Linked DNA regions of Homo sapiens: regions 1, 2 and 3 are each linked to region 4. Evidence: chromatin loops called from intact Hi-C (ENCODE). Cell type or tissue: IMR-90. All regions are shown on one strand. Region 1 overlaps STAT4 (signal transducer and activator of transcription 4). Region 2 overlaps MYO1B (myosin IB). Region 3 has its middle 27 kb from the start of MYO1B. Region 4 has its middle 180 kb from the start of NABP1.

Evidence for each region. Hi-C counts contacts between places; a loop is a spot of excess contacts. Peaks named below come from ENCODE experiments on the same cell type or tissue, not always from the same donor. Only the 100,000 strongest peaks of a DNase experiment are listed, where the experiment ranks them.
Region 1: a loop joins it to region 4, with 6 times the contacts of the local background. A loop is called at or near these places in 28 of 110 quality-filtered maps.
Region 2: it touches region 4 in a loop (7-fold over the local background); 11 of 110 quality-filtered maps call a loop at or near these places.
Region 3: a loop joins it to region 4, with 6 times the contacts of the local background. A loop is called at or near these places in 49 of 110 quality-filtered maps.

The regions. Positions count from the first base shown.
Region 1 is chr2:191,047,811-191,055,810 of GRCh38, reverse strand. It overlaps STAT4 (signal transducer and activator of transcription 4), which reads left to right. Exons shown (of 24, transcript NM_003151.4): 14 at 1,277-1,321. Among named protein-coding and RNA genes, the nearest start is that of STAT4-AS1, 30 kb to the right of the region's middle. In IMR-90, a CTCF peak has its summit at 3,470 (motif pointing left); DNase peaks (open chromatin) are centred at 4,990, 5,440, 5,950, 7,550 and 1 weaker place; H3K27ac peaks cover 2,570 bases.
Region 2 is chr2:191,294,618-191,302,617 of GRCh38, reverse strand. MYO1B (myosin IB) reads right to left here. Exons shown (of 31, transcript NM_001130158.3): 3 at 6,392-6,507. Among named protein-coding and RNA genes, the nearest start is that of MYO1B-AS1, 52 kb to the right of the region's middle. In IMR-90, a CTCF peak has its summit at 3,430; a DNase peak (open chromatin) is centred at 4,087; H3K27ac peaks cover 3,472 bases.
Region 3 is chr2:191,214,531-191,222,530 of GRCh38, reverse strand. No RefSeq gene overlaps it. Among named protein-coding and RNA genes, the nearest start is that of MYO1B, 27 kb to the left of the region's middle. RefSeq lists an enhancer at 1,577-1,746. In IMR-90, a CTCF peak has its summit at 4,049 (motif pointing left); DNase peaks (open chromatin) are centred at 3,010, 4,060 and 4,790; H3K27ac peaks cover 572 bases.
Region 4 is chr2:191,498,474-191,506,473 of GRCh38, reverse strand. No RefSeq gene overlaps it. Among named protein-coding and RNA genes, the nearest start is that of NABP1, 180 kb to the left of the region's middle. In IMR-90, a CTCF peak has its summit at 4,721 (motif pointing right); a DNase peak (open chromatin) is centred at 4,723.

The DNA of each region.
Region 1 (8,000 bases), 450 kb after region 4:
ATCAGTTAGGTCTTTATTTCAGCAGGTACAATATATAAAATAACAAAACCTCAGTTTTTACAGTGGTCTTTTGCTCTTGCAAAGCGTTTTCACATTGGTTATCTTCTGCATAATAACTTTGCTTTTTAATACAAAAATAAATATAGAAAATAAAAATCAGCTGGGCGTGGTGGCTCACGCCTGTAATCCCAACACTTTGGGAGGCCGAGGAGGGTGGATCACAGGGTCAAGAGATCAAGAGCATCCTGGCTAACACGGTGAAATCCCGTCTCTACTAAAAATACAGAAAATTAGCCTGGCGCAGTGGCTCACGCCTGTAATCCCAGCACTTTGGGAGGCCGAGGCGGGTGGATCACGAAGTCAGGAGATCGAGACCATCCTGGCTAACACAGTGAAACCCCGTCTCTACTAAAAATACAAAAAAAAAAAAAAAAAAAAAAAAAAATTAGCCAGGCTTGGTGGTGGGCGCCTGTAGTCCCAGATACTCTGGAGGCTGAGGCAGGAAAATGGCATGAACCCTGGAGGTGGAGCTTGCAGTGAGCCGAGATTGTGCCACTGCACTCCAGCCTGGGTGACAGAACCAGACTCCATCTCAAAAAAAAAGAAAAAAAAGAAAAATTTTAAAAATTGTCACCTATAATTCCACCACTTTGCAACGCTATTAACTTCTTCATTTTTATAATTTCATTCTTTTTTCTAAAATAATTATATATGTATTTTAAAAGTGGGATCAAATAATACACACTATAAAATTTGTTTTCTGCCTCTTTTTTTCATTCAGTAATCTACATCAATGCACATTTATTTTGTGTCAGTAAGTCTTCTTCCCCTGTAATGTCATTTAATAGCTTACTATGCTATATGGTACACACTGCCCTGTAGTTTATTTTTCTAGTCTTCGTTAGACTTGGTTTCTCAGGGATTGGGAATCATCACCTACAGCTTAGCTAAAATGATGCTTTCCAGGCGCCAAGGAGTGCTGTATAGATTCTGAAAGTTCCCAGCATGATTTCCTTTTTCGAAAATGTTGACTGAAAGCTAAAGTCTTAGTGATATGCCAACTCCAAGTTTCTAAAGTGGCATCCCATGGGGTGAGACAGGAAACTCCTCTCTGTCAAATCTGGGCAGTTGTGTCAGGTTTCAATGAGTTTGAAAATATGTTGCTGTTCTAGAAGTCAAAACTGTGGCCAAGAAAATGACCGCAACAGGTACGACCAACTTAATATGTAGCTGATAATGCTTTTCCATCTAAATATTGTTGTTTTCTTTTACAAAGCAACCAAAGGAAATGAAGTCCAGTGCTGGAGGTAAAGGAAATGAGGTAGGAAATGTTTTCTCCTATAGAATTTTTCTGGAAACAGATCTTATAATATCTTATTTTTACAAAGCTTTTAAACTGCTTGACTTCATATAAAATCAAATTCATGTTTTTCTCATTATAGATGTAAAGCTTGATAATTGCAGACAATATGAGGAAGTTTTTCAAAAAGAGAAAATGAAAATAACATATTATATGTTATCAACACCCTCCAAAGAAAATAACTATTAACATCTTGGTATACATCATTCCAGTCTTTTATTTATCTATATATTACTTTAAAAATATATGATACTCATTGCTTCATAGCCTGCTTTTTTCACATAGCAATGTATCTTTTTTTTCTTTCTTTTTTTTTTTTTTTTTGAGAAGGGTCTCACTCTGTTGCCCAGGCTGGAGTGCAGCGGTGAGATCTTGGTTCACTGCAGCTTTCGCCTCCCAGGCTCAAGTGAACCTCCCACCTCAGCCTTGCAAGTAGCTGGGACTATAGGCATGTGCCACCATACCTGGCTAGTTTTTGTATTTTTCGTAGAGACAGAGTCCCACCATGTTTCCCAGGCTGGTCTTGAACCCCTTGGCTCAAGTGATCCACCCACCTTGTCTCCCAAAATGCTGGGATTATAGGCGTGAGCCACCGTGCCCAGCCCGGAGAACAGTTTTCCATAATTTTAAATACTCTTGGAGAACATGATTTACATTGCTTGCATTACATTACATTTTATAGGTGTGCCATAGTTTCTTTAGTCAGTCCATTATCAAGAAATATCTTTGTCATTCTTCATTTTTGTTCACTCATTTTCTCACATATATGAAGTCAGGCTGAAAAATTATGATATGTGGGGTAAAAAACAACCCTATTATTTTGAGATATCAATTACCTCGCTCTCTAATGTTTGCATTTCACTAGACAAATTGAATGAAAGAACAAACTGATGCAGTCTGAGTACTCCGTTGAGTTGATGATAGAGTAGTCAAATCATGAACTGGACATGACCTTGGAGAACATCTATTGAGCTGACCTCGAAACTAAGGCATAAGTCAATGACCTATATATTTGGAACTAGAAAACCTGGGTTTGAGTACATGCTCTGCCAGGGCCTGAAAATGTGACGTTTGGCAAATGAACTGATGAGGAAATACTGCATTTTTTTCCTCTAAGAGAGCAGGATAGTCATGCTCAACAGCCCGTGCTCAGAGGTGCTGCAGGTGTAAAACCACCTACGTGATGCAGTTTTGAAGCAGTGAGGTTTATTTCTGGGGTGGTTCATATGGATCCAAACTCTTGGCTTTATAGTCACAGCTCCCATGAAAAAGATCTTTGAATTGTTTGGAGGAAAAGCACTTTATAAATCCAGCATCCAATGACATCCAATTTATCACACCTCACAAAACCATAAAGATCCATCACAAAAGATTTAATGCCCTACCATTTTGCCCTCCAAGAATTCTTCATTCCCTTAATTGTGTCTTAAAGATCATTTGCCAAACATCATAGCCTCACCAAAGATGAGCTCAGTCTTCCAGGGTAGAATCGCTGCTCAGGGCACAGCTCCCTAAGCAGGTCTCTGCAGTCAAAGAAATCACAGGAGCAGAGTTTTGGGGTTTAAGGAGATTCTAGTAAAACGATTGAGTGGAAGATATTCTTCCCAGCTTATAGAAACCCATAAAGGTTTTCTAAACTTCCTAGTTAAACATTGGCACATTTTAAATAAAAGCTCATTTCACACATCTCCTTGGAATTCTGGCTAGAGTTGCAACATTTCATTCAGTTTGACATCTTGAGTATTATTTATGAATCTGAACAGACTAAGCATCATTATCCTGAACTTGTCTTAAGTAAAGCAAATCAAATAAATCCAAATAGCTCAACTCTTGTAGTATATTGTCATCTTTATGAATGTAAAATGAAAATCTTCACTTGAATTTCCCTAGAGACGGAAATCTAGGTAAATCATCTTCCACTGTAGAAAAACCAACCACTGTGTTATTAACACTGTCTACTTATATTGCCTTCAATTTATTTCCTCTTATTTTCTGATGAATAGCAAAATCATACAGTCGTATCAGAATGATTTTATTTCTTCCCTTTTTTTCCAGGTTTGCCGAATCGGGTTAATTTTATTTTAAGCTATTCTTTGAGCTCCACCTGTTGGCAGAATTTTAGTATGACTCCTAGGTACATTTAAAAACAAACCACAGATTGAACCGTGTCTTGTGTGCAGCAGTAACAGTTGACTAGTCATGAAGTACATGAAGGAAGATAAACCGGGAATCAGGGGCTTGGCCATTCAGTAGGGATGATCACACAAAGGTTAGGAAAGAGTGAGGAAAGAACGGGCAATAAAGTGAAGTTCATAAAGTCATGAGGCCAGGGATTGTGGTCACAAATTACAGGAAAACAGGAAGCTAGAATATCGTAACCTCGTTTTCAAGTTTCAAAAAGTTGCTATTGCTTATCTGTGAGCACCTGTAGCCTGCTAAGAATGTCTTCAACAATCCTCGTGTGGCATTTACTATATACTGGACACTAAGAGCTTCACTAATACTGATTTCTGTAACTCTTGCAACAAGACTGTGAAGTAGGTACTATTAGCTTCATACTTATTTCAGTTATGGAAACTGAGGCACAGAGTGGTCACACAGCTTACTCAAGATAGTGGGGGCAGTTGATGGCAGGGCCAAGATAAAACCGTGGCAGTCTGATCCCGTGTCCCTGCTCCTGGCCCCTCTGCTATGCTGCCTCTGGGTCGCAGAACCTTCCCTGGGAGAGGCGAGCTGGTTGGCACTCCTACTGCCCCGTCACCTCACCCCATCTATCTCACAGAGTGTCTGCACCTCACCCACCTGCTCCGAAATCATGTCTGTCTCACACCATAATTTAAAATAATGCTTCCTCAGAAAATGTTGTTGACCTCTCTTGTCTACTGTGTCTCCTTTTGCACTTGTGTCGTGCCTCAGTGGCATAGTGGAGTTAGCAGTGTTGGTTTTTGCCTCTTCAGGCAATCTGAGCTTGCACAAGCCACTTAGCCTCTCTAACTCCCAATTTCCTTATCTACAAAATGGTGCTAATGTTAACCTACACTTCTAAGGGTTGTTGTGAGGACTGAATGAGCTGTGTGTGAGTCAGTGGTGGTGGGCTGTGTAGATGTTGGTGATGGCATTTACAGATCAGCCTCCTCTCGAGGGAGCAGGTGTCTACACAGATGGGAAAACTGGGCTCTAAAACGTGATACCTAACTTCAGACAACTGCTGATCTTTCTCCTTCTCTGCTCACCTGTCAAGTGCTCTGCTGGAGATGTGGTCCCTTTCAGGGGACCCTGGCACTTCCCTCTTCCAGCTCCAGTTCCTTGAAACCTCAGGTCACCATTTGTGTATGCCCCTTTATGGGATTTCATGTCTGGAATTCCTGCTACCACTCCAATGCTCTTCACCTCCATCACACACACACCCACACGCACACACACAATTTTGGGTCGCTCCATTCTACTTTTTGGTTGTAAGACTTTGTATCAGATAGTTATTAAATGATTGACAATGGACAAAGATGTCATAAATGATAGTTTCACTAAGTTGCCATTCCAGACCTCCCTAGATTTGCAGCACCCTGTGACTGTTTGAGATTACCCAAGAAGAGCTGAGCTGTCAGGACGTACAGGGGCTCCTGGCTTTAGGATTGGGTGAAAGGAAGAAGTTGCACAAGACCCATTTTCTTCCCAGAAAACCCAGAGATGCCAAAGAGGTACCTCAGGAACCCCATTTGCCCTGGGGGTTGGGGAAATGTGGAGCTCTGGCTCCCTCATGCCTGTTTCTATCAAGGCAGCTTTATTTTATATATTTACAGATGGAAACTCTGGTGGGAAGTTTACTTTCAAGAATATGTACCAAGGTCAAAAAAAAAAAACATTTGGACTCATTGGACTAGACAATCTCTGAAGTCCCTTTGACTAAGATTCTTTAATCCTCAGAAGTGCAACATAGGGTAGGAGCTTTAGATTTTTAAAAATGAATTTAACTTTAAGAATTTGCTTTGGAATTTCACAACATTCCTTGAGGAATCTGTAGACACGCTATCATAAAATCAACTTTAGCAATCACTGCCTTTCTCTCCACTCTATTCTCTCCTGGGAAGAGTCAATGTGAATAAACAATTTCATCACCTAGAAAGTGGCCAGACTTTGAGGCCATCAATCTGTTCCTGTAAAATAAACATTCCCAGGAAGCAACCTTTCCCTGGAGGTACTTATCTAGCAGGGAGCCAGCTAGAGAGTGATTATTGAAATGTGAAAACTGTTTGAATAGAGAAGCTGGAATTGCAGTTTCTCCAGTTTGCTCTTTGTCAGTGGGCTTTAACTGATAAATGACAGTTTTAGCCACAGACTGAGGTGTTAGGTAATTTTGTTTATGTGGTGGAAAGTCATGAAGCACAATGAAGCTATTAGTAAAGCCTGGGTGACTTGAGTTTCATTTAACAAAATAGCCAAACAGATGTTCTTTCAAGGTTCAGTGTTCTCAAACACAGACGCGCTACTCACACCCCAGCTAGCCCAAGCATTTGCACAGCAAGTTGATTTCTCGCTGAACTAATTTAAAGAGTTGCAACACTTTTTTGAGGGAGAAATTGTACAAAAATATTACTAAAACCTTAGACTTTGTAGAATGCAGCAGAGGGCTTTATGAGCTAAGCAGTGCTGTCATTTTACATTCCTCTCTTCTGATTCTGTGATTCTGTGATTAAAGGCTATCTCTCATGTGATTAGACCACTGTTTCCCTCTCTTCTTATTGTTTCCCAGGATCTAACCCACTGTCTAGCACATAATAGATGCTCAATAAATATTCACTAAATGAAAGGGTTATTTTAATTGTTTCTATTCCACATAGTTTTCCATGGGGGACATTACAATAAATTATGGATTGTTAAGAGATGACCAAGAAATTTGGATGAAAATCACCCTATATCCCAGTCATATTTTTCTTAGCAGAGGTTTCTGTCAAGTTAAAAGCTATTACCATTTGTTGGCCAGGCATGGTGGCTCACGCCTGTAATCCCAGCACTTTGGGAGGCCGAGGTGGGCAGATCACGAGGTCAGGAGAGTGAGACCATCCTGGCTAACACAGTGAAACCCCGTCTCTACTAAAAAATACAAAAAATTAGCCAGGAGTGGTGGCGGGTTGCCTGTAGTCCCAGCTACTCAGGAGGCTGAGGCAAGAGAATGGCATGAACCCGGGAGGCAGAGCTTGCAGTGAGCTGAAATTTCGCCACTGCACTCCAGCCTGGGTGACAGAGCGAGACTCCATCTCTCAAAAAAAAAAAAAAAAAAAAAAAGCTATTACCATTTGTTAATATATTCTTGGTTTCTAAGGTGTATTATTAGACACTGAGCAGAGGAGACAGAGAAGACTATGGTGACATCTAGACCTACCTTTCATCGGATTGTATTTTTTTTTTCCAAGTGAAGCCCTGGTTAAGTTGGTTGTCCAGTTTTCTAGTTTCTTAGCAGATTTTCCAATGGGTATTTTTCTTTAGAAGTACAATACAGTCAATCCAGCTATTATATTCAGTGTCATATAATGTGATGTACCATATAATGTAAATATCATTAATATGGATATTTTGTATCTGTAATCATCTTGGATGATTAGGATGGCTTTGATACAAACATTAATGGTGCATCTTTTTTTTTTTTTTTTTTTTTTTTTTTTTTGAGATGGAGTTTCTCACTCTTGTTGCCCAGGCTGGAGTGCAGCGGCGTGATCTCAGCTCACTGCAACCTCCGCCTCCAGGGTTCAAGCAATTCTCCTGCCTCAGCCTCCTGAGTAGCTGGGACTACAAGCGCCCGCCACCATGCCCAGCTAATTGTTTGCATTTTTTTTTTTTTTGGTAGAGACGGGGTTTCACCATGTTGGCCAGGCTGGTCTTGAACTCCTGACCTCAGATGATCCACCCACCTCAACCTCCCAAAGTGCTGGGATTACAGGCGTGAGCCACTGTGCCCGGCCCTAATGGTGCATCTTATCTATGATGTTTTTCCATTCTGTGAGGAATGGAACCTGCGAATGTGAGACTGAATAGTGTTCTAGCTTAGACTACACTGATGAAATAATGAAGACTATGACAGTCATGCAAGCTGTGAAAATTAATAATGCTTTATTTGGTCAGAGCGTCTTTCCTCCAGTCTTGTGTATAGTATGTCAGCTTCCTTGCTGGATTTTGTTCTAAATGTGCCTCACAATTGCATCAGAGATTTAAAGTAAACATTAGACATTATTTTGAATCACTGAGAAAATAATCACCCTCTCACCACCCACATTTCAGTTCAGTAAAGTATTATATAAAGCGTAAAGTCTTTTTCCAAAGGTAATGGACAACACTGAGTGTCATTGCTCTGTCTGTGGAATCCTGGTTTCTCACACTTTTAAGACCCTGATATTTGGTGGTGAACACACAGGTTCCATAACTCAAAGAGCTGAGGAAGCTATCAGTACTGAATTATCGTATGTATATTTATTCATAGAAATTAAACTATAGACCAGGCGTGTTGGCTCATGCCTGTAATCCCAGCACTTTGGGAGTCCGAGACAGGCAGATCACTTGAGCTCAGGAGTTCAAGACCAGCCTGGCCAATATGATAAAACCCTGTCCCTACTAAAAATACAAAAATTAGCTGGGCATAATGGCGCAC
Region 2 (8,000 bases), 200 kb after region 4:
CACTCTTCTTCTGGTGGCAAGTTCCTTCCAATAGACATACAGACAACATGAACAAATCGAAGCTGAACAAATACTTAAGAGTTGAAGAGCACCATAAAAATATTTTTGCTTTTTTTAAAAAATGAAAAAAATTCTCATTATACTGCATGAAATTTTGAATAAACTCCACAAGTATCCTATCAAGTACATTTTGATTTCATTGAACTCTCAGCCATAACACAGGTAAAATGTAATGAAAAATCACCTAAAATCTCTTTTGTTTTATAGTTGTTGAGCTCTGAAGAGAAAAGCACTGGAGACAGCCACAGAGATGTGCAGGATAAAGTTTCTAACCTACAGAAGCTTCTATCTCATTCAAGAGGGTGACACCAAAACCTAATCAACCATAGCAAGAAGAGGTGTGTTGACGACCACGAGTGGTCTGATAACTCAGGGCCAGTGCAAGTCCCTTGTGGATTATGCTGGGGCTGACCAAGTCTTTCAGACAGACCATAGAAGACTGGCAGGATTTTAACAGTGGAGATAAGGTACAGGGTATGAGACGTAGAAAGGAAAAGACATGAATGGCTCTGGCTCAAGAGGAGATTCCACAAAGGAGAGTAGTGGGGTTTGGAGGAGAGCAGGGAGGACAGCTAAAGCTGGACTGTAAAGGGCCTTGAACACTACACTAAAGGAACTGGGAGTAATAGGGAGCCCATGAAGGTTTCTAGGAAGGTGAGTAACATGATCTGATTTTAGAAGATCCATCTGTTGGTGATAAACTGCATCAACTGCTGCAAGGTTAAAAGGCAATCACCCAACACAAAAGGCCAGTGGATTTGGTAACTAAAATATCTGAAGGTGCACTGTCACAGTGCTATTGCAACTAAGTGGAAGGAGATTAAGTATCGACTGAGTATCGCTTAACCAAGATGTTTGGGAGTAGAAGTGTTTTAGATTTCAAATTTTTTCAGATTTGGGAATATTTGCAGATACAAAATTATCTTGGGTATAGGACCCAAGTCTAAACATTAAATTCATTTATATTTAATATACACCTTATATACATAGCCTGAAGGAAATTTTACCTTTCTCTTAGGGACACGGAATCAATTCTATGTTGCATGACTGCATTTTGACTGCATTTGGAGGTCAGGAGTGGTGTTTTCCACTTGTGGTGTCATGTTGTGATCAAAAAGTTTCTGATTTGGATCATTTAAGATTTTGGATTTTCAGATTAGGGATGCTCAACCTATAGTTTGATTATTTCCCTCATCTCTCCCTTCTCAGCCTTTCCTTATCAATGCTGTTTGGGAATCTGAGGCAGTTCTCAATGAATCCAGTTACTGAGTTTTCTGAAATGTTTCTGAAATGTCCTCCCTGGAATACATTTTTTACCTTCCTTATTTTCAAAGAAGTTAAAAATCATACTGGAAAGACATCACTTACCTAACTAGAAAAGCAAATGGTGGTATAGGCTCTGCCACACAGCACAGCCACATTTCCTTGGGGATGCCACCCAGTGATACCCTGCTCAAAGATGTGGCTTCACACGTAACGGGGACAGTTCAGAGAAGGAAAGGAGCCGCAGAGGAGGAGTCCAGCTGAGGAGTTCCATGTTTGGGGGACTAACAGACCCACAAATGATAACAGAAAGCTATTTTTGAAAGGAAAATAGGTAGGAAACCAATCTATACATTTCCACGATCTGAAAGTCATATACTTATACAAAATGGAATTATTTTTTAATTACCTAAAATTTAAAGAAAGATAAATTGTAGACACCTTCAAAACATATGAATTACAAAAGTATCTGGATGCTTTTGCAGACTAACAGTGAACACAGCTCAAATTAAATTCCAAATGTAAGCCAGGTGCAGTGACATGTGCCTATAGTCCCACCTACCTACTCAGGAGGTAGGAAGATCTCTTGAGCCCAGAAGTTGAAACCAGCCTGGACAACATAGCAAGACCTCATCTCTTAAAAAAAAAAAAAAAAGGCTGCGCACAGTGTCACACCTGTAATCCCAACACTTTGGGAGGCGGAGGAGGGTAGATCATGAGGTCAGGAGTTCGAGACCAGCCTGGCCAATATGGTGAAAACCTGTCTCTACTAAAAATACAAAAATTAGCCAGACGTCGTGGCGGGCACCTGTAGTCCCAGCTACTTGGGAGGCTGAGGCAGGAGAATTGCTTGAACCTGGGAGGTGGAGGTTGCAGTGAGCCGAGATCGCGCCATTGCACTCCAGCCTGGGCGACAGAGCGAGCGAGACTCCGACTCAAAAAAAAAAAAAAAAAATTGACAAGTAAATTTCAAATGTAATATTGGGTAAGTTAATTGGCAAAGTTTTCAAAGTATGTAGTCTGAGCAGCTGCTTAAGTTGTTTTCTATTCAAACTGGAACTAAATTCATGAAATATTTACAGTTAGAATGCATCAAAAGCTAAGGTCATCTTACCCCCTTACATCACAAACATCCTGTTTGAGAATGCCAGGCTGTTTTAGTAGGGAACCAAGTTAGCATTGACCCTGTTTCAAAATACCATCAAAGATGAACATCTGCAAAGAAAAATGCAGGAAAATACACTAAAGGAAGTGGAAAATGACCCACCATGCAGAAAGTGGTGAGACAGAGCATGTGAGAATGTTGGAAATGTGTCCCACATACCTTATTATTACAACAATTGCTATAATTCTCATTGTTAATAGAAATAGCTTTCCTTTCTCACAGAGTTATGGCAGATTCCATGCTAAGCACCTTATACGTATTAGATCATTATCTAAATATCAACTACATATTTGGCCCTCACAAAAATCCCAGGAGTTAATTAATAATTCTTTTCCCACTGAATAAGCTAATTACTTAATTTCTCTGAGTTGAAGTTTTTCAAGTAATTTGCTCAAGATTATATAGCTTGTAAATGGAAGACCTGGGACTTGAACCCAAGTCCTGTTCACTATGTTTTTACTGAACCCTCATCAAATTCTTAGACAAATCATCCCTTAAACAAACATTAAATAGTAAATGTGGCAAAAGCAACGGATCTAGCCTTAGTACGGAACAAGTGAGGACGGTTCCTCCCTAAGAGGTCTTCTGCAATTTGAGGTCTGAAGGAAGAACACGAGTTGCTTTGGAGAAAGAGGGAAAAGCATTCCAGGCAGAAGGCACAGAATTCTATGCAAGGATGCTCCCATGAGAGGGAATGTGGTGAGGGTGGGGTGAGGACTGACAGAACAAGCAAGATGGGAGGGAATGAGAGGGATCTGGCAACTTCAGATGCATTAGTAAAACTGTACTTTGCTCACCACGTAGTGCTTTGTAGGCCATGGTAAAAAGTCATTTTCTTTATCCTAAGCACATTGAGAATGTATTTTATTTTAGTGCTCGTGGTGGTTCTTTTCCTTGGGGGTGAGGGGTGTGAACTAGAGTAGCAGTGCCATGCTGCCTCCTACAGGAATCTTCCAGGCACCAGGATAAAAATGTATATTCTGGAGCATGAACTTCTATGACCTAGAATAGACTTCTAAACATTCTCTATCTACCCAAACATTATATATCTAAACATTCCCAGAATGGAGATTAAAGCTGAAAATGCAAAAAGAGCATGTGGACAATTGCTGGGGGTAAACTGAGGCACAGTCAAGATTATCCTGGAGGGTTTGTGGTGTAGGAACACAGGCGAACCAAAGGTAGTGGGGTGGAAGTGCACAGGAAGAGGCCCTGTCATGAAAATGGCAAGCCCATTTCCAGCTAAGAGGGGCAACCAATGTTAATACCCCGGCTCCACTCCCACCAGCTGTGTGGCTTTGGATAAGTTACTTGATCTTTCTGTGACAATTTCCCCATTTGTAATAGTGCCTATCTCACAAGATTATTTTCAGAATGAAATGAGTTATAAAACGTATAAAGTATTTAGAGCAGAATAGTAAGTACTTAATAAAATATTAGCCATAAATACTTTTATTATTACTATTATTATTGTTAAAGATCACAAATTGCAGTAAGTAGTTAAGAAAGGAAAGAAAAACATCTTAAATATAGATCTAAAGCAACACGTTCTCAGACTTACATGCGCCTAAGAATCACCCAGAAAGCTTGTGAAAAATGTAGATTCCTGGCTTATGAGAAGTAAGACCTAGGAATCCAGATTTTTTCATAAGCCCCTGGGGGAATTCTGATACAATTGGTCCAAGCACCATACTTTGAGAAGTGGGGCTTTGAGGACTAGAATTTAAAATATTCAGGTATCAAATAAAGTATTTCATCACAGGGGCTTAACTATCAGGATAACTTTATAAAACAAATTTCAGATATTATTTGTCTTAAGGCAAAATGAAACAAGAACACTTGCAATATCTACTTCTAGAAGAAAACAAAATGATCAGAATTTGCTTGACTGGTAAAATATACCAGCAGATTTATTCATTAATAACCATTTTCATACATTTAAATAATAAATAATCTTTAGTTCCAAACAGCCCAAATATATCGCTGCATGCTGCATTATCAAGAGAAACTAAAACAAGCATCTGGACAGTGGTATATATATGTTCCTTAATTATTAGATTTTATGTTCTGTCAAAATTAATAAAGCCAATCTTTAATCATACAGAGAAAATCCTTTCTGCTAGGACATAATGAGACTTTCTGCAGGTTCTTTCACTTCATTTCAGGGTTTCTCAACCTTGGCACTATGGACACGGCTAACAGACAACGCTTTACTGTGAAGGGCTGCATATGCTTTGAAGGGTGCTTAGCAGCATCCCTGACCCACTGGCAGCAAGCACCCTCCTACCCCCAGTTTCACAATCAAAAATGTCTCCAGACATTGTCAACTGTCCCCTGGGGTTTTAAACTGCCCCATTTTGAGTACTACTGCTTTCGGTAAAAAGACTGAAAATGTCTCAACTCTAAAGTGACCCAAATTGCCAGCTTAACCATTTTCAAATGCCCCGCTACCAATATGCCAATGACCAATAAATCTTTTCCGCAACCAAGACATTTACTGAACATTTCCTCATCAATATCTACATGCACATGTATTTATGTGCATTTCATGACAATTTGGGGTTGTTTTCAGCATATCATCTGTTTTGAGAGAGAGAGGATGATGCTACTGCGAAAAAGTAATAGCAATGGTGGTAATAACGAACAACATAACTTTGTAGAATGCTTGACACCTTCCAAGGCACTTTTGCATACGTTATTCCCAGCCCACGTTCAGCAGCAGTTCACAAATATTCTAAATCTGCATTCAACAGTTTATTGCATAAAAGATGTTATGCTGCATCAACCAACTCCCGTCTGCAAGACACCGTGGGCCCCTTGCAGCAACTGACAATCATAAGTACGTGAATTCTGGTAAAAATGCTTGCATGCCCACAGGAGAGGAGGCAGGAAATGTTTCTGCCTAAGCAACAAGCGGAGAAGTCTGAGGCTCTCAACTCATTACATGACTTGGCCCAACTTAGCATATTTCTCTTTCCTTTAAACTCAGTAGTGGACATGAGAATGTAAATGGTGAACATATTTGTCTTGAATCAGTAAATGTAACATAAGAATAAATAAAAAAGTTTTTTGAGAAATAAAAAGTTTAAGGTATTGTTTGTGATAATTTCTGGGTATTCTCTCTCCAACTTTCTTTTTCAGATATTTTTATTTGGAGGAATAAAAGTTCTAGGGTTGAATAACCCGGTTCTACCACGGATCTACCAAATCCAGGCAAACTTTTCCAGTGTTATGTTTCAGTCATTCAGACTAGAAAACAAAATTGTAGTGGTATAAAGTGGCCAAATCATTTCGGCATCTCTTAAGCACGTCAACGAAGAACTCTAAAGGAGCAGACAAACAGAATCTACAGGTACTGTGAAGGAATTATTTACACTAACAAGTGACCTTCTTCAGAAAAATCAAACAAGTGACTTTCCAGAGTAAGTGAAATCACTGGCCTATCCCACGCATCTGGTGAACATTGTCTGCAAAAATTACAAACTGAAGGTATTGTTTGGTCCTTTTACCCAAACACCATCACACAACCCAACACTCAGGATTTTTCTTGGCCCAACAACACTATGAAAAAGCTGCTTAGGCTCTTTATAATAATAAACAATGCACATTCCTGTTTTATTTGCAAAAATAATTAGCAGCAGCTGCTACTTGCAAAGAATTTTGAACAGAAAATATTTTACATCCTGAATCCAAATATTTCAGAAAAGTCTGACGTCAAATGAAGTATTCTGCCTTTTTTTAATTTAAAATAATAACAATTAAAGTCTTCATACTTTTATCAAACTTTTTAAAAAAAACTGACAAAAACATTATTCTGAAATTCAAAGGAGACAGCTGCACACATCTGTCAACTACACATCTCTGGAGTAAAAGAGAAACTTAATGCTTTAGTACAGTACTTACATGTGAGGGCTCAGTTCATAAAAATTTCTGTTCCTGTATTCTTCCACTTTCTCTGGTGAATAAATGGGTAAAGACCGGTATGGGTTAACAGATATAACCACACTTCCAATGTATGTCTGCAAAAGAAAGAACAAAACATGCCCATTAGTTAGTACACAAAATGTATTTTAACGTCTTAAGCTTTAGTGTTGTATGGTTTCAACCTTTTAAAATCAACACTAGTTCTGCTTCACCATTCATTGTATACATTTTAAGAATGCTTTGCATCTCTGAAGACAGATGGTCAACAATGTCTATTTAGTTTGTTGATAAATGGAAAGCATACATTTATATATTTAAAATCCTTTCAAAGTATATCTCTGAACTAATTTACGGTTCTCGGTAAGAGTTCTCCAAAGCCCTGTCATATTTTCCACAAATTTTGTCACAAACTACTGCTAACTGTAAGCAAGAGCCATGCTCTCCCTGATTCTAGATAGAGCTATAGTTCCCCTTCTTCTCTCATCTTTTTCCACCTTTTTAGTCAACAGTATCCCAGTGTTCCCCTCTTCCCTACCCACACCTCATAGGGCCTTCCCTTTGGCACTGGCCCTCTGCAAGTCTGTCAATCTTTCCACAATGGGCTCAGATCACGTTCAATTCAGTATCAGAGCTACAGGTATCTCTTGGACATTCAAACCACATAATCTCATTATATCTAACATAATATCAGAGTTTTAGTGTCAAATTTAAAGGTACTTTCCAGAAAGTACATTTAATGTCAACATTTAAATTTAATGTCAAATTTACATTTAATGTAAAATTTAAATGCACTTTCTGAGGGATCAGTGCTATATTTTAGCATGTACTAAACTTTTCTCACTGAACTTTAAACCAGAACACAATTTCTCTTCCTGTCTACTTCGACCCTAAATTCCTGGCAGCACCAGTGGTGCTGGTTTAGTTCCTTCTGTGCAATGCCAAGGACAATGCCACAAGCAAACGTCACTTAACTGTAACTTATCTTGGCAGCTCCATTTTCCCCTTCAGTTTCAACATCATAAAAGACAGGAGGGGGAAAAAAGGTGCCAACAAAAGTGGTAAAGTGATAAACTAAGTGATAAAGTGATGAGCGATATAACTTTTAAAAAGAAAAAGGTTCATAAAGGAAAGAAAGAAACAAGGGGAAAAAAAGATCTCCAACTTCCCACCTTTCCAATGTCATCCCACAAAAGGTACCATTTTTAGAGCAACAAGTTTTTCCAGTATTACCACCACTGGGATTCAAAAAGACTGTCAGATATTTCTAGAAAATTAAACAGAATAGAAAATGAAGGAACGTAGAAATGTTCTGCTGACTTTTTTTTTTCTTTTTACAGGGGTCACAATGATATTAATTATGAAGGACTTTCTCCCAACTAGGAAAACTGAACAGGTTATATATATATATAAACACACTTTCATCCTGTAAGAATACTATCTTGTCAAAGGTGGACAAATATTATCTTGTCAAGGGTGGACAAGATTGCTGTTGTAAAAGAAAACTCTCAGTTCCCATGCAATTTTTCACATTTATTTCTAACATTCTATCACTAGGACCCAATTAATCTGGCCTCACAAACAATGACAA
Region 3 (8,000 bases), 280 kb after region 4:
TTAAATTTTTGTCTTCTTCACTACCTGTTGTATCTGTTCGTGTCCTTCACCCATTATGACATACATGAAAAATGTCACAGAAGCATAAAGTTTAATGAATATATTTTATAAATATTAATATAAATATTAATGTTACTTTTAGTAGGTTCAATTAATGACTTTGGGCAAATTGCTTAACCCCTTTATTTGTCCATTCATTTAACAATTATTTATTAGGCACCTACTATGTGCTAGGTACAGTGCTAGTTGTTGGAAAATAACAAATAGCAAAACCTACATAACTGCTACTCTTCTGGGGCTTATACATTTGTGGGAGAAACACAAAAATATTTTTTTAAAAATCACGCAAACACAAATAACTTATAATGATTGCTGTGAAGGAAAAGTTCATGGAGCCACTCTGAGGGAAAAGGAGGCTCTTTTTGAGGCAGTGACATTAAGCTGATACCTAAAGACTGAAGGTTGAGTAGGGGTTAACTTGATAAAGCTTTTGTGCTAGGTGAGGGCGTTAGTATTTTAGGCCAAGAAAACAGCCCTTGAAAAGACCAGTGACTGGAAAGAAGCATCATGAGGCGAGGCCAGAAGGAATGAGCAGGCGTTATAGACCATGTTAAGGATTTAAAAAATCTTTTTCCACAGAGCAACTGGAAAGTTTTATATGTAAGCATGACATATCCAGACTTGCATTTTAAGAGATAACTGGTTGCCGCGTCATCATTTCTCCTTCATTTCAGCCACCCATTCTTAGAGCCACATCAACATTTCACATCAAGAACTCAGAAATCTTAGTCTCTGGACACAACCTCCTATTCCATGGTTGTAGCAATTACTCCAGGAGTTCTGGTTCTTTAAGTTTATTGACACCTCCAGTAGCTTCCTCACTCTATTGTCTAATACTCGTCAGTCCCTGATCCCTTCACTTTTCTCTCTATCTAGCTAAGATCCTGTGGCCATCACTTAAACCACTCTCATTAATATCCGAAATTACCTTGTCCCAGTATTGTTTCTATGACATCCACCCAGAAGAACTCTGTATTATCCATTTTCACATTGCTAAAAAGATACTACCCGAGACTGGGTAATTCATAAAGGAAAGAAGTTTAATTGACTCACAGTTCCACCTGGCTGGGGAAGCCTCAGGAAACCTACAGTCATGGCGGAAGGGGAAGCAGGCACCTTCTTCACAAGGCAGCAGGAGAGAGAGGAGTGAAAAGCCCAGGGGAAATTGCCATTTATAAAACCATCAGGTCTCATGAGAACTCCCTCACTATCACGAGAACAGCATGGGGGAAACCACTCCCACAATCCAATCACCTCCCTCCAGGTCTCTCCCTCAACACCTGGGGATTGCAATTTAAGATGAGATTTGGGTGGGGACACAAAGCCTAACCATATCAAATCCAGTATGTAGCAGAGCATCTGGCACAGAGCAGACACACAATAAAAATGTGTCAGTGAATGAATCCAACTATATTCAGCATTTATCATCATCATTTTCTCACGTTACATTTAGCCTTTCAACTCATTGCAATCTGGCTTCTGCCTTTAGTGTTCCGTAGAAACTGATCTTGCTAAGGTCACCAATGGCCTCCTTGTCCCCAAGACCAAGAATATGTTTTAGTTCTCATCATCTTTGACTTTTCAGGAGCTTTCAATACCATTGACCACTTCCTCTTTCTTTATTATTTTTGGGGGAGGGCACTGAGCCTTCTGATTTTGCTCTTGCACCTCTGACTATTCTTTCTGTTTTCATTACTGAGTATTGATCCCTCATCTCTACTAATGTAGAAAATGGTGAGGTTCCCTAGAGTTGTGACCCAGGACATCTTCTTTTCTCACTCTTCACTTTCTCCCTAGAAGGTCTCATCATGCTTCAATTTATAGCTATGGTGACAACTCCTAAATCTACTGAAACAACCCCAGTCTCCTTTCGAGCTCCATACATAGAAGTACTTTCTTAACAGTTTCTCTTGAATATGTCTTTGGCTTCAAACTCATCCTATCCTGAAATGAGCACATTAACTTAAATTTCCAAAACTGCTATTTCTCCAATGTTCTCTGGGTCTTGGGAAATGGTAATACCATCAACACTCTTGTTTAAGTCAGATACCTAGATTCCTCCCTTCCACACATCTAATCAACAAATCTTGTCAAGTCCACATGCCTTAAGAGTCTCTCAAAGCCATTTACTTCCTGCCACACTGGTTCAGGCTACCATCATAATCAGGCTGAAATAATACAAAAGGTTTTGCCTTGGACGCTCTCAATACAGTCTTACCTCACCAAACTAGCCTCTTTATCTCCTCATTTCAGTCATAATGATCTTTTCTTTTAATGTTTTTAGAGACAGGGTCTCATTCTGTCACCCAGGCTGAAATGCAGTGGCATGACGATAACTCATTGCAGCCTCAAACATCTGGGCTCAAACGATCCTCTCACTTCAGCCCCCCACCCCAAATAGCTGGGACTACAGGCATGTGGCACCACACCCAGCTAATTTAAAAAAAAATTGTGGAGATAGGTTCTCATCATGTTGCCCAGGCTGGTCTTGAACTCCTGGCCTCAAGCTATACTCCCACCGCAGCCTCCCAAGTTGCATAATGACCTCTTGAAAAGTGCAGTTCTTAGAGTAACAGCATCTGATGTCACTTTTCCATTTAAAACCCTTTAATACTTCCTCCTGCCCAGTAAGTAACCTCTCCATCTGCCAGCCTCTCTGTCCCACTTTTTCTCCCCTTCAGGTACACTGGACTTTTCTCAGGTATTTGATTTTAGCAGGCTTTTTTCCACTTTAAGACCTGTGCAAATGCCAGTTCTTTTGCCTGGAATGCTTACCCACTTTCTTTTTGCTTCATTACCTGATTCTCTACAACCACTTCCTCTTGGAAGCCTTCCCTAACCCCCCATACTAGGTTAGGTCCATCTACTTTACATTCCTTTGTACATTTGTAATTGTTTACTTTTATGTCATTATTTATTTATCTTCCCTGCTACATTATATGCTTAATGGGAGTGGGGATAGGACCTGTCTTGCTCATCTTTGCAGCAAAAGCACCTAGAGAAGTGACTAAACTGGCTCACTGGAGAGGCTAAATCAATATTTCTTGCTCTTATGAGTAATCTACATCTAGTAAATAGTCATAGCTTTACTTTACCATTTAAAACTGAAACTTGGTAGGGTGCAGTGGTTCATGCCTATAATCCCAGCAATTTGGGAGGCTGAGGTGGGAAGATCACTTGAGGCCAGGAGTTCAAGACCAGCCTGGGCAACATAGCAAGACCCCATCTCTACAAAAAATAAAAATTAGCCATGTGTGGTGGTTCATGCTTATAGTTCTGGCTACTTGGGAGGCTGAGGTGGGAGGATCACTTGAGCCCAGGAGTTCAAGGCTACAGTGAGCTATGATTGTGCCACTGCAGTCTAGCCCAGGTAACAGAGTGAGACCCCCATCTCTAGAAAATAAAAAAACAATAACAACAAAAAAGCCTGAAACTCAAGTTCATCTCTTTGATCATATATTCTGAGCCAAGTAAAATTTTAATTGCATTTTAATGCCCAGCTACTAAAGGGTCACATAATTAATTCCATTTCATAGAACATTTATCTGGGCCCTCTGTGAGCAGAGAGGACTGTTAAACCAGGCAATTGAAAATGAAGTAGGTATAGTGATTGTCCCCATTTCACACATGAGGATCTTGGAGCACAGAAAGGTTAAGTAACTTGCCCAAGTCATACAACTAGTGACTGGTAGGCCTAGGATTTGAAGAAACCTGTATTTGAATTTGGATTTGAAACAGAACCCTACATCCATCAACTACACCGTACTGCTATGCAGCTGAGAACTTCCTCTCCTTTATAGCAAAATAGGCAGGATGCACTTGTGGGTGTCTGACAGCTCCTCAACTCACCCTGGATAAAAAGCTGTAGGCCCAGGAAACTAAAGGTCAGTACTTGAATCTTTTTGCCAAGGGTGCTGACAACACAATCAGAAGTGTTTCCCCCTCAACTTCTGCCCCTCATCTAGAGGGATGAGTGCCACCTGGTGGACATAGTTTTGCGCTATCTTAACTCCTCCACAATACGACGTATTTAACTGTGAATGTAGCTCCAACATAAACATCCACGTAGGAATGAACTAAATAGACTGTTATGCATTGATAAACTTAGGCACTGTGATGGGCTTCTGAGGGATGAATTCCTCTTTTTTTCTCTTTCTGTTTGCATTTAATTTTTGTTGAGTCTACAATGAAGTTTAATTAAAAACAAATAGAAGGGACTTTTTTTGTCATCGCCATTCAGCACCTTTGTCTTTTTTAACACTAAGAGAGGAAACTTATAAGCAAGTAGACTTAAATTATCTGCCATGTTTTCTTTATTTGTAAAATGGGCTGGTAGTGAGGGACTGTATAAAATGATGGGACAGTGCCCAGGACACAATAAGCATTCAGTAAGTGTTGTCTATTATTTTTATTATCCCACAGAAAAATGGGATTCCTTTCTAGAGGTTAAGACAAAGATAAACATTTCGATTTCTGGGATGCTCCAGCATTATTCCTTTTGAAAACAAAGATAGCACAAGAGAGAAGCTTAAATATTACAACTAGGCATCAAATTATGGATTAAAGTTTTCATTTATTCTACATATATTTCCTGATTCTCTACTGTATGCTAAGACAGGCTGGAAAGCAATGGTGAGGGACAAGGGTTCATCCCCCCAAATAACTTAGAGTCTAGAGACAGATTTTATTTGCCACCAGAGGTGACTAAGCAGTTTTATGGGGAAGGTTAGTGAGAGATGAGGTCACAGTTGTAGTTGGAGAGGTGGAGTTTGTTCCTAGTAGTCGTGGTTAATGCTCCCCCTCCTCCAGAGGCATCCTCCCTTTCCAGGTAATTTACTTTACCACCTAAAATTCCTCTCCTTTTCAACAACTGCCAACTAATACATGCCAAGATATTAACTATTACCTTTTAAGCTATTACTTAGTTACATAATCCTTCAAAAGAGTATCTGGATTTTAAGAGAGGACTCTAGAAGAGTTTCTCACAGTCTGGGCTCCCAATAAAAAGACCACCAAATGTACTTTTTGACCTTAAAATTTTTAGTTAAAAAGTTAGCTCAACAAATACACAAACAAAACCCTCAGGTAATAGGTGAAGCATCTATAACCTGGTCTACAGGATGGTGGCCAAATATTCATTAGAAAAATGAAATTAACAATGAATTTTAGTAAGTGGCACAATTTCATGTACTAGTAGATGTGAAAGGGCTTTAAAAAGGAAAAAAAAACCTATGCAAATACATTATATTATTTTCCCCACTGCATGCATAGTCATGCTTGCAATGCCATGGATATTGAGAGGTTCAATTTGGGACCTTAGGTCCAGATATCATGGTTATAATAAAATTCAAAACCAAACTAAGCTAAACAATCATATAAATGACCAGTCATATAAATCATAGAAGTCATATAAATGACTTCCATAAAAAAAAAAAAACAGGGTTGCTTTTATAAGATAAATACTGCCCAAATTTCTGAAAAGATCTCTCTGGATAAAGCATTGGGTAAAAGATTTAATTATGCCTCTGTTACTTTTCAGTACCAAACAATAGATCACAACTCATAAACAGCTTTCTGTTCTGATTTAAACATTAAAATGGTTTTTTTGTCATTTTTGTCAGCTTATCTGTCTGCTTCGTGTCTTGTCCTTCCCCTCCTCCCCATCAATCATCGGGAGGTTAAAAAATTTTAAAATACAAATAAAATATTCAGAGGAGAAAATGCCAGAGTACAAGTATATATTAAAATAAAATTAATGGCTGGGTGAATAGGGATGCAGAAGAAATATGTGCCAACCCATAAAAGTGGCCACTAAATCCCGAATGCATTATGTCTTGTTAGGATTAGGTCATAGATCTAGGATCAAATAATAGATGCTAAGATCTCATTTTTTAAAATCCTTCAAACCACCAAATCCCTTTCTTCACTAGGCTCCCCACCCCAAGTTTTTGAAAATTTCCACGGGGGAGAATGGGACAACGGAGTCACAACCATCAAGTTCTCTGATCACAGTGACCCACACCCTCCCTCCTTTTTCCAATCAGTTCAGCTTTGGGGGAGATGAATAGATAGAGGACCCTGTTATAAACTGTTTGACATTTCCCCAAATTGCCCAGTCCCTTAGGAAAGCATTGTGGCATTATCAGGGTGCTGAGTACAGAACTTTTACATAATAGGCACTAAATAAATGTTAGTTTAATGGAATTAAATAGTCTAAGAGGCCTACAGCCAAGTGATGATATGCAGAACCACTGGGGCCTGTTTGAATCCCACTACTGCTGAATGATGCTAATTTATCCTAGACATTTTATCTCCTAGCGACTGGGTTTCCTAGTCTGTAAGACAGTTTGTTCAACAACCAGTCTGGTTTGAACTAAAGAAATTGCTCAATTAAATAATGATTTTGGGAAGTGAGAAGAGTATTGACTCTCCAAAGATGGCTTAAATTAACCTGACATTTATTGTATTCCACCTGCATTTTCACAAGTGATCATTTTGTATTTTTTAAACTCCTGCTGTCTAGCTGTTTTTGACCCAGCAAGTTGAACCAGTTTCCAAGTCTAATTGGCAATAACATGAGTGTCCTCTTGGCTGGAGAATGCTTCTTCCAAACCATTCTGCTTTGCTCAAATTGCCCAATCCAGGTCAGCTTGAGGACTTGGGGAGTACCCAGACACCCACTTCTAGTGAGTGACCTTTTTGAGCCAACCATAAATTACAAGTTAATTGCTCTAGTCTCAATAAAACTGGCTAATTCAGTCTCTTGTTTTAAAGTTTAAAATCTCCCTTAATGTAGATAGCATTAAATTAACTGCATTTTGCAGATATTGCCCAAAGTGTTGGGGCTTTCCAAAGTTACTCTGAAAACAGTAGCAATATTGTACAGATTAATTACAGAAATATGGTGAGATTTTTGTTTAAAACTAAATATGGGGAAAAGCTGGGTGTGGTGAGCTTAAAAAACAAATTCAAGACATGGCCTAGGGAGAAAGACTTGTTTTATAGTTAAAAAACCAAGATCTGCATATTGGTTCAGCTGCCTAGTTGGATCATAAAATACCACACCTTGAATACTCTTCAAAAGTACACAAGATGGCTTTTACCTACTAGTCTTTAAAAGTCACCGTGCAGATCTTCTAGGATGAAGACCTATGAGTTGCTTTTCTTTGTTCCCTGGAAAACACAGGGAACCACTAGCACAACAAAGGTCAAAATACAAACTATTTGTGTCAATAAACTAAACAAACACTTTCATATTTCTGCCATAAGAAACATTATAAAGGGCAGTTTCTAAAGGAGCTCTTACTAAATAAAATATATTACTTTAAAATAATTCCTTGATTTCAGCAATTCTGCCTTTGAAATAGATCATAGCCATTCTTCACTTTCCCTGCTTAATCGCTCTCCCCTCCTTAATCTAAATGCTTCAAAACATAGTCTTTTCTAGATTCTAATTCTGACAATCATCTGCAAGGTGTCCCTTCCTCCAGGCTTGCTCCTGTACCCATCTTTTTTTCCACAAGGCTGCCACAAATCAAAATCTAAAATTCAAAACCAAACTAAGCTAAACAATATGCTGTTAGTGGATATATTCATATGAAATAAGACAATTCTTCAAAAAGCAAGGGAACAATGAATACAAAGTATAGGATTGTACTAACCTTTTAGGGGAGACAAGGAGATGACACAGGGAAGAATCATACAAATAAAGCAATGAAATGTTTTCATTCTTAAGTTGGATAATAACGTTCTACTTCTTATACTGAATAATGAGTTTGCAAGTATTCGTTCTACTATTCTGATTCATATATGTGATATCCATCCTTTTAAAAATAATCCAATATTGCCTGATAAACTATTTTAAGTGAAGTGAGTTAAAGTTGATTTTTTAAAGTGTTAAGTAAACATTGGTACAGATATTGTACAAATATGTGAAAGTG
Region 4 (8,000 bases):
AGGGGATGACACTGACAAGATGAGATGGCAGAGTGAACACACACACACAAAAAAATGGAATCCTTCATGACATCCTTTCACCTCTGAATTAAATAAACCAGCTGCCTGAGCACTTATTTTTTCTTAGGAAAAATAAATTGGCCTTCTTATTAAACCAGGTGAGTTTGGATTTTTTGGCTTCTTGTGCCAAAAGCATCTTCCTGATATGCTATGTTCAAGCCATTGACTAAAACTAAACCCCTTTAACACAATATTTATACTGAATCAATGTGAACTTCTATCTCTGGGGATGCCATTTTCTTTTTTTTCTTTCCTTTTTTTTTTTTTTTTTTTGAGACAGAGTCTCACTCTATTGCCCAGGCTGGAGTGCAGTGGCGCCATCTCGGCTCAGTGCAACCTCCGTCTCCCAGGTTCAAGCAATTCTCCTGCCTCAGCCTCCTGAGTAGCTGGGATTATAGGCACGCACTACCACGCCCGGCTAATTTTTTTGTATTTTTAGTAGAGATGAGATTTCACCAAGTTGGCCAGGCTGATCTCAAACTCCTGACCTCAAGTGATCCACCCACCTCAGCCTCCCAAAGTGCTGGGCTTACAGGCTTGAGCCACCACGCCTGGCCGAGGCTTTCATTTTCATCTACATGCTTAAAGATGCCTCTTTCACCAACCCCTCTGGAATTGCTCTGTTTACGTTTCCTTCCTGGCAATTAATAACAGCTATTTTGGCTCAGAAAAATCAACAACTGGACCCTGTGCTTTCTTCTCCATTGTACCAAACAGTACCCAGAAGAAGAAGGGTGATACAGAGAAGATGAGTTGGTGATGTCACAAGAATGGCTCCCCTTGACTCACAGCCAAATTTATGGGGTAAAGAATCACCAAAGCAGTCAAGGTTCCACAGTCTGATGGAGGTCACTAACAGCATCTATTTATTCTGTCTTGTATGCAGACCTAAATTTGGTTCAAAAATAGCAGAATGACATTTTATAGGAAATTGACAAAGACACCATAGTAAATATTTAAAAGACCGACTTGTTTCAAAAGTGCCTCTGTTGCCCTATCCTTTCTTGTTGTCCAGCCCAGGGGTTTTAGGATCAGCAATGAAGTTTTGTCATGTCCTGATCATGCTGGTTTGTAATATCTGTCCTACTACCAACCCGCACCCAATGAGATGGGTGTGGCTAGAAGCAGTAATGGAGCAATCCTGACAAGAGGCATTTTCCATACCTCCTAACAGTGGAGTCCCGATGCCCATCTCATAGCACGAGTAATTTCTCTGTGTTATCAAAAGTATTCTGTTTAAATGTTTAATTTAACCTTGCAAATAATTATGAAATATGATCCACCCCACATATAGGCTGATTATCTTTCAAAATGTCACAGAAGGAAAAAAAAAATACCCTATGGATTATTTACATCTCTCTCAGCTCATCTCCTGAAGGCCAGAATTTGAGAGAGCAATTTAATACGTGCTTCTGTTATTCTTTGTTCCTAAGTCTCCATTTAGGATCATTGATATTAATCCAACTTAAACCTCAGCAATTGGTTATGTGACCTTAAACAAGTTGCTTAACCTCTTTAAGCCTCAGTTTCCTAGTAAAATTAGACAGTAATTTTATTGCAAAGAGTAAGATAATGTTGTAGGAGTTATTAAGAAATTATTTTAGGCAAATAGAGAGGAAAAAGCGTCCTTGGAAAGTTTTCATTTTTTAAAGCATCTTTGGAAAAGTTTCTTGTAAAGCCCCAGCTCTTAGAGCCAGGCCGGCAACCTTTGATATACAAATGCTGGCCATTAGAAACTGGGTCCACCCGGCCAGGCGCGGTGGCTCACGCCTGTAACCCCAGCACTTTGGGAGGCCGAGACGGGCTGATCACAAGGTCAGGAGATCTAGACCATCCTGGCTAACATGGTGAAACCCCATCTCTGTTAAAAAATAGAAAAAATTAGCCAGGCGTCGTGGCAGGTGCCTGTAGTCCCAGCTACTGGGGAGGCTGAGGCAGGAGAATGGCGTGAACCTGGGAGGTGGAGCTTGCAGTGAGCCGATATCGTGCCACTGAACTCCAGCCTGGGCAAGAACGAGACTCCGTCTCAAAAAAAAAAAAAGAAACTGGGTCCACCCAACATGGCCAGTCTGGCAACCTTTAATAAGCAAATGCCAGCCGTTAGAAACTGAGTCCACCCAACATGGTGATTCCTGCAGCCTTCTTGCCCTTGCCCCACATGTGCCTGGAAACATGGCTGCCCCCATCTATCCCCACATGTGTAGAACATCATGGTGCCCTGCATTTGCATATTAAAAGGCTAGGGTACGAGGGCCATTTTTTTCACGGGCTATGTGAATGACATGCCTTGTCAAACCAACCCCCTGAGCCCTACGCAAATCAAACATCGCCTCCTCCAGCCTCTTCATATACCTGGTTGGTTTCCGTGGCAAGTGGGGTTCCCTCTCTTGGCTTTGGAGTCCCCCTCCCTCTGTCTCTGTACAGGGGAGCTTTTTCCTTCTCCCTTCCTTCTTACTCCTTCTTGCCTATTAAATTCTCCGCTCCTTAAAACCACTCCACGTGTGTTTGTGTCTTATCTAATTTGATGTGAGACAAGAGCCCTGGTGTTCCTCCACTCATCAGAGCCACATCAATAATTTAGGTGAAGTGCTTGGCCTAATGCTTTGCGAAAAGCAAATGCTAATAAATATCAGCTTGTTACTGGTGGAAGTTATCTGAGTTACAGGTGGCAAATCCCTATGGGTCTGTAGCAACCTCAATTCTTGCCTCCTCAAAAGAAAGAATTCAACTGAGGGGCATAAGGCAGAAAAAGAGACTGAAGCAAGTTTCAGAGCAGGAGCGGAAGTTTACTGAAAAGCTTTAGAGAAGAAAGGAAAGTACACTTGGAAGAGACTCAAGTGGCAACTTGGAGGTCAACTGACCCATTTGATCTTGAACCTAGCATTTCATATGCATTTCACTTCCGGTGTTGTGATCCCTTTTTCCCTTGATTCTTCCCTTAAGGTGAGCCACCCACATGCGAGGTAGCCTACTGGTGCCTAGGAGGTGAGCGCGTGGTGTGTTTACTGGAGTTGTATGCATGCTCACCTGAGGCTTTCCTCCCTTTTCCAGTGGAATGCCGGGAAGGTCATACTCCACCATTTTGCCTCTTAACGTGCATGCTCGAGACCACGTGCCCAATTTCTGAAAGCTGCCCATTACCAGTTTCAGGGGTTTTTATGTACTGGGAAACTGCCTCTCCCTGGCGCTGGCTGCAACCAATTATTATATTAGAGAGGTACTGTGACAACTGCCTGACCATCATCCAATGGTCACCTGACATTCCTGGTGAGTGGGAGATGCCCTCTCCTGCCCTGCTGATGCCCGACTAGCTACCTTTTGTAACAAGCTGTTGTTGTCTTGTGTCATTGTTGCTAACAATTCTGCAAAGAACTTTGGAGTTTGGCTAAAGAAAAATAAATTTAGTTTTGTCATGGTCCTTCTTTTACCTTCCTTATGTAAACCAAAAATAAAATTCTAAGTCCCCCCAACCATCTGAATGGACTTCCTTCTTGGCCACGGTGCTCTTAAAATTTAACCTGAGAGACTGGTTTAGGCCAGGACAGGAAGTGAGGGTTGGACAGCATTCATTATAGCTCACTGGCATCGACATCAATGTAGACCTTAAGTCTGATAAGAAGCATTTACAGGCCAGGCACGGTGGCTCACACCTGTCATCCCAGCACTTTGGGAGGCTGAGGCAGGCAGATCATGAGGTCAGGCACTCGAGACCAACCTGGCCAACATAGTGAAACCTCGTCTCTACTAAAAATACAAAAAAAAATTAGCCGGGCATGGTGGCTTTCTCCTGTAGTCCCAGCTACTCGGGAGGCTGAGGCAGGACCTGGGAGGCAGAGGTTGCGTTGAGCCCAGATCGGGCCACTGCACTCCAACCTGGGCAGCAGAGTGAGACTCCGAGACTCCATCTCAAAAAAAAAACCAAAAAAACAAAAAAAGCACTTACAATTCATTCTCTCTGAAGCCGGCTACCTGGAGGCTTCATCTGCATGATAAAACTTTGATCTCCACAACCTCTTATTACAACCCAGACATTTCCTTTCTGTTGATCCCAGGTCTAGATAAGCTCAACCAATTGTCAACCAGAAAATTTTAAAATCTACCTATAAACTGGACCGCCCCCCCAACCCTCACCACCTTTGAGTTGTTCCGCCTTTCTGGACCAAACCAGTGTATTTCTTAAATGTGTTTGATTGAAGTCTCTTGCCTCCCAAAAAATGTATGGAACCCAAGCTGCACCCCGACCACCTTGGGCACATGTTCTCAGGACCTCCTGAGGGCTGTGTCATGGGCCATGGCCACTCATATTTGACTCAGAATAAATGTCTTCAAATATTTTACAGAATTTGACTCTTTTTGTTGACACTTAACCATAAAATGGAGACGATATTCTGTCTAACGTTGAAGAATTAAGTAAAACTAAATCTTTAAGCACTAGATTTTACAGGCAGAATTTTGTTACTATAAAGTGTTAGATTAAAAGTTTATTTCTAAATGCTTGTTCATTTCAGAAAATTAAAGCTTTTTCTTTGATAATTACAATACTGCTGTCTTTTCTTGCACAAAGAAAGACAATGGAGAAACAAGGTAACAGGAAGTCCCCATAAGTTTTCCTCTTATTTTACTAAACACTGTACAACCAAGAGGCAAAATTAATTCCACAAGAGGGAGACAGGTCCATGCTGAATTTCCTCAGGGAAAGAAAAAAAAAAAAGAAACTATGATTCTGTTCAAGGACTTCTTGAAATTTCCAAAGACATTTTAGGTTTTGCCATATTTTTAAAGGGGTCAGTTTGTGTGCTCTTTCCTTTTTCTCTCACCTTTCAATGAGCTATTAGAGAAACCGGTCCTGTCTAAAGGGAGCCAGAAATTGAAACTTGGCTCCCAGGCAGACCTTTCAACAAAGGCCACAGCCATCTCCCAACTGGCCTTTGCTCCTCCAACTTGACATATGACACGGGTCCCACCAACCATCTCTTTCTGTGGAAACCAGCTTCCATTTCTCCCCTTCGTTTTCTGGTCTCTCCCATGGCCAGCCCCCTCTCCTTCACCCTGGGGCAGGAGGGAAGGCAGGGAGGGAAGAGCTGAAGCTGCGGCTGCTCTGGTGTGTTTCTACAAGATGCCTGGCAGCCTATGGGCCTCCCAGCTGGCACGGGGGTGAGGAGACCCGGAGCTTGGTGTGGGGAGGACAAGAGACCTACACACAATGGGATCCCAGGAGATGAGCAATAACCCCACTTCTGGCTCAGCCAGCCGTGTTTGGCCTGTTTCCGCAACAGCTATAATTTGCTTTGTTTCTGTGCCAGAGTGGGCTTCCCCAGCATGGGAAAGGATTCCTTTTTGGTTCATCCCCACAGTTTCCAGAAGCCTCCCTACTTCAAGCTGCTGCAGTGTATGCGTCTCTACTGAAGGATAATAAAGTTGTCTTTGGAAGGAGCATTCCTGACTCAGCCACTTCCTACCTGTGGGGCTTTGGCCTCAGGTTCACCTTTCGTTGTGTGGGGATGATAACAGTCTGCAGAGTATCAGGATTAAAAGAGACTAGACAAGTCTGTGATTTTCAAATTGTGCCCTGAGGAGCCCTAAGGGTCTGGAGGACATATCTAAAAAAAACTGCTCTGGCAATGCAGGGGGAGCTCCAGCAGTTCGATATCACCTGCTTCACTCACACACACACACACACACAGTTACTTTACTCACAATAGCTGGTTGGCCTTGCCTAGAAGAGCTTGACCCTCTCCAGATTACAATCCTCCTCTTCCTCCCTGTGCTTTAGAGCTGGGGTTTCTAATCACTAGCCTTATGCAGCTATTTTCAAATGGGGCTTCCCTGGAGCTGCACTGGGGTTTGGATACCCAGCCTCATATCTACTCTGCCCCCGCCCCTTAACCCCACAGGGCAGCTCTGCTTTTCTCTGTCTTATATAATACACTGTGGTTCTGAGTAGCGTTGGTAGCGAGGCAGCAGTCTAATGCTCTCAGTCTGAGAAGCCCCTGATGGAGGGCATCTGGAAGCACTTAGGGGAGCAGTAGTGATGAGGCATGATGCCAAAAGGCATGGGGAATGTGAGCAAGAATTGAGTGGGACTGGGGCTGCCTCAATGCAATTGGCTTGCCAGCACAAGGGCTCCAAATACTTCTTAGTCCCAATACTTACTACTTGCCAATTGCCTGAGACTGCTTTCTTTCTTGGTTTCTGCCAGTTTCAACAAGAACGAAGAAGGAAGCTGTTCGGCTTAAGCCAGAACATCGCATGTTGTGGGAGCAGCGGCTCAAGGAGGAGCAGATGCAGAAGCCCAGGTAGCAGAGTGCAGCTGCCACCCACAGCCAGCCCTGCCTCTGACAGGGGATACAGCCTGCTGGCGTGAATGGTCCATGCCACCATGCCATGTGAGGGACAAGGAGACTCCTCCTCAACTGTGAAAAACTCAACACACCACATTCACATATGCGACACACATTTTATTTTTGCCTCTATAATTTTCCTGTCATTTTACTTTATTTTTATTTGAATTGTTTAATTTTGTCACACAAAATGTGAAATTATGTCACCCAAAAGGAAGAAGCAGTGTCTGTCAACAGATAAATGGATAAACAAAATCTGTTTGTACATATACATTCAATGTTATATTATTCAGCCTTAAGAAGGAAGGAAATTCTAACACATGATACAACGTGGATGAACTTTGAGGATATTATGCTAAGTGAATAAAACAGTCACAAAAGGGCAAATATAGTATGATTCCACTTATTCAAGATATGCAGAGTAGTTGAATTCATACAGACAGAAAGTAGAATGGTTGTTGCCAGGGTCTGGAAAGAGGGAGGAATGGGGAATGTATTAGTCCATTTTCACGCTGCTGATAAAGACATACCTGAGACTGGGCAATTTACAAAAGAAAGAGGTTTATTGGACTTACAGCTCCACATGGCCAGGGAGGCCTCACAATCATGGTGGAAGGCAAGGAGGAGCACATCACATCTTACATGGAGACAGCAGGCAAAGAGAGCTTATGCAGGGAAACTTCCGCTTTTAAAAACCATCAGATCTCATGAGACTCACTCACTATCATGAGAACAGCACAGGGAAGACCCGCCCTCGTGATTTAATTATCCCCCACCGGGTCCCTCCCACAACACGTGAGAATTATGGGAGCTACAAGATGAGAGTTGGGTGGGGACACACAGCCAAACCATATCAGGGAGATAGTGCTTAATGGATACAGAGATTTAGTTTAGGAAGATGAAAGAAGTTCTGGAGATGGATTATAGTGATAGTGTACAACAATGTGAATGTGCTTTAATACTACTGAACTGTACACTTAAAATGGTTAAAATAGTAAATTTCACATTATATATATTTTACCACAGAAAAAAGGAGTTTTTAATGTTTGGTTATGAAATATTTTAATCATACAGAAAAATACATATCAGCCACTTGTGTAAGTCTTTGGATTTAATAGACACATTTTGTCATGTTTGTTTCTTTTTTTTAAGAAATAAATCATCACAGATGCAGCTAAACCTTCCCTCCTTGTTCCAGTTGTATTCATCTTTTTCCTCCTTTCCTTGTATGTTTTAATGTTTTACTGTATAATAATACACTATTTTGTGTGATGTTTTAATCAGACAGAGAATATTATATTTTCCAACTTACTTTTTGTTGTATTTTTAGAAATTGTTCCACATTGACCTATGTAGTTCATTCATTTTTAACCTCTGAATATTATTCGGTTGTTTGAATCCCCCACTGGTGGACATTTAGGTTGCTTCCACTTTTTTGCTACCACTACAAGTGCTGCTGTGAATATCCTGTGCATGTCACCCTGAGTGCATGTGTAGAGTTTCTCCGGTGCACAGTCCTGCAGTGGAAATTTTGGGTTGTAGAGGACATGTGTTTTCCACTTCACTAATATTGTCAAGTTGATCTTTGAGGTGGTTGCA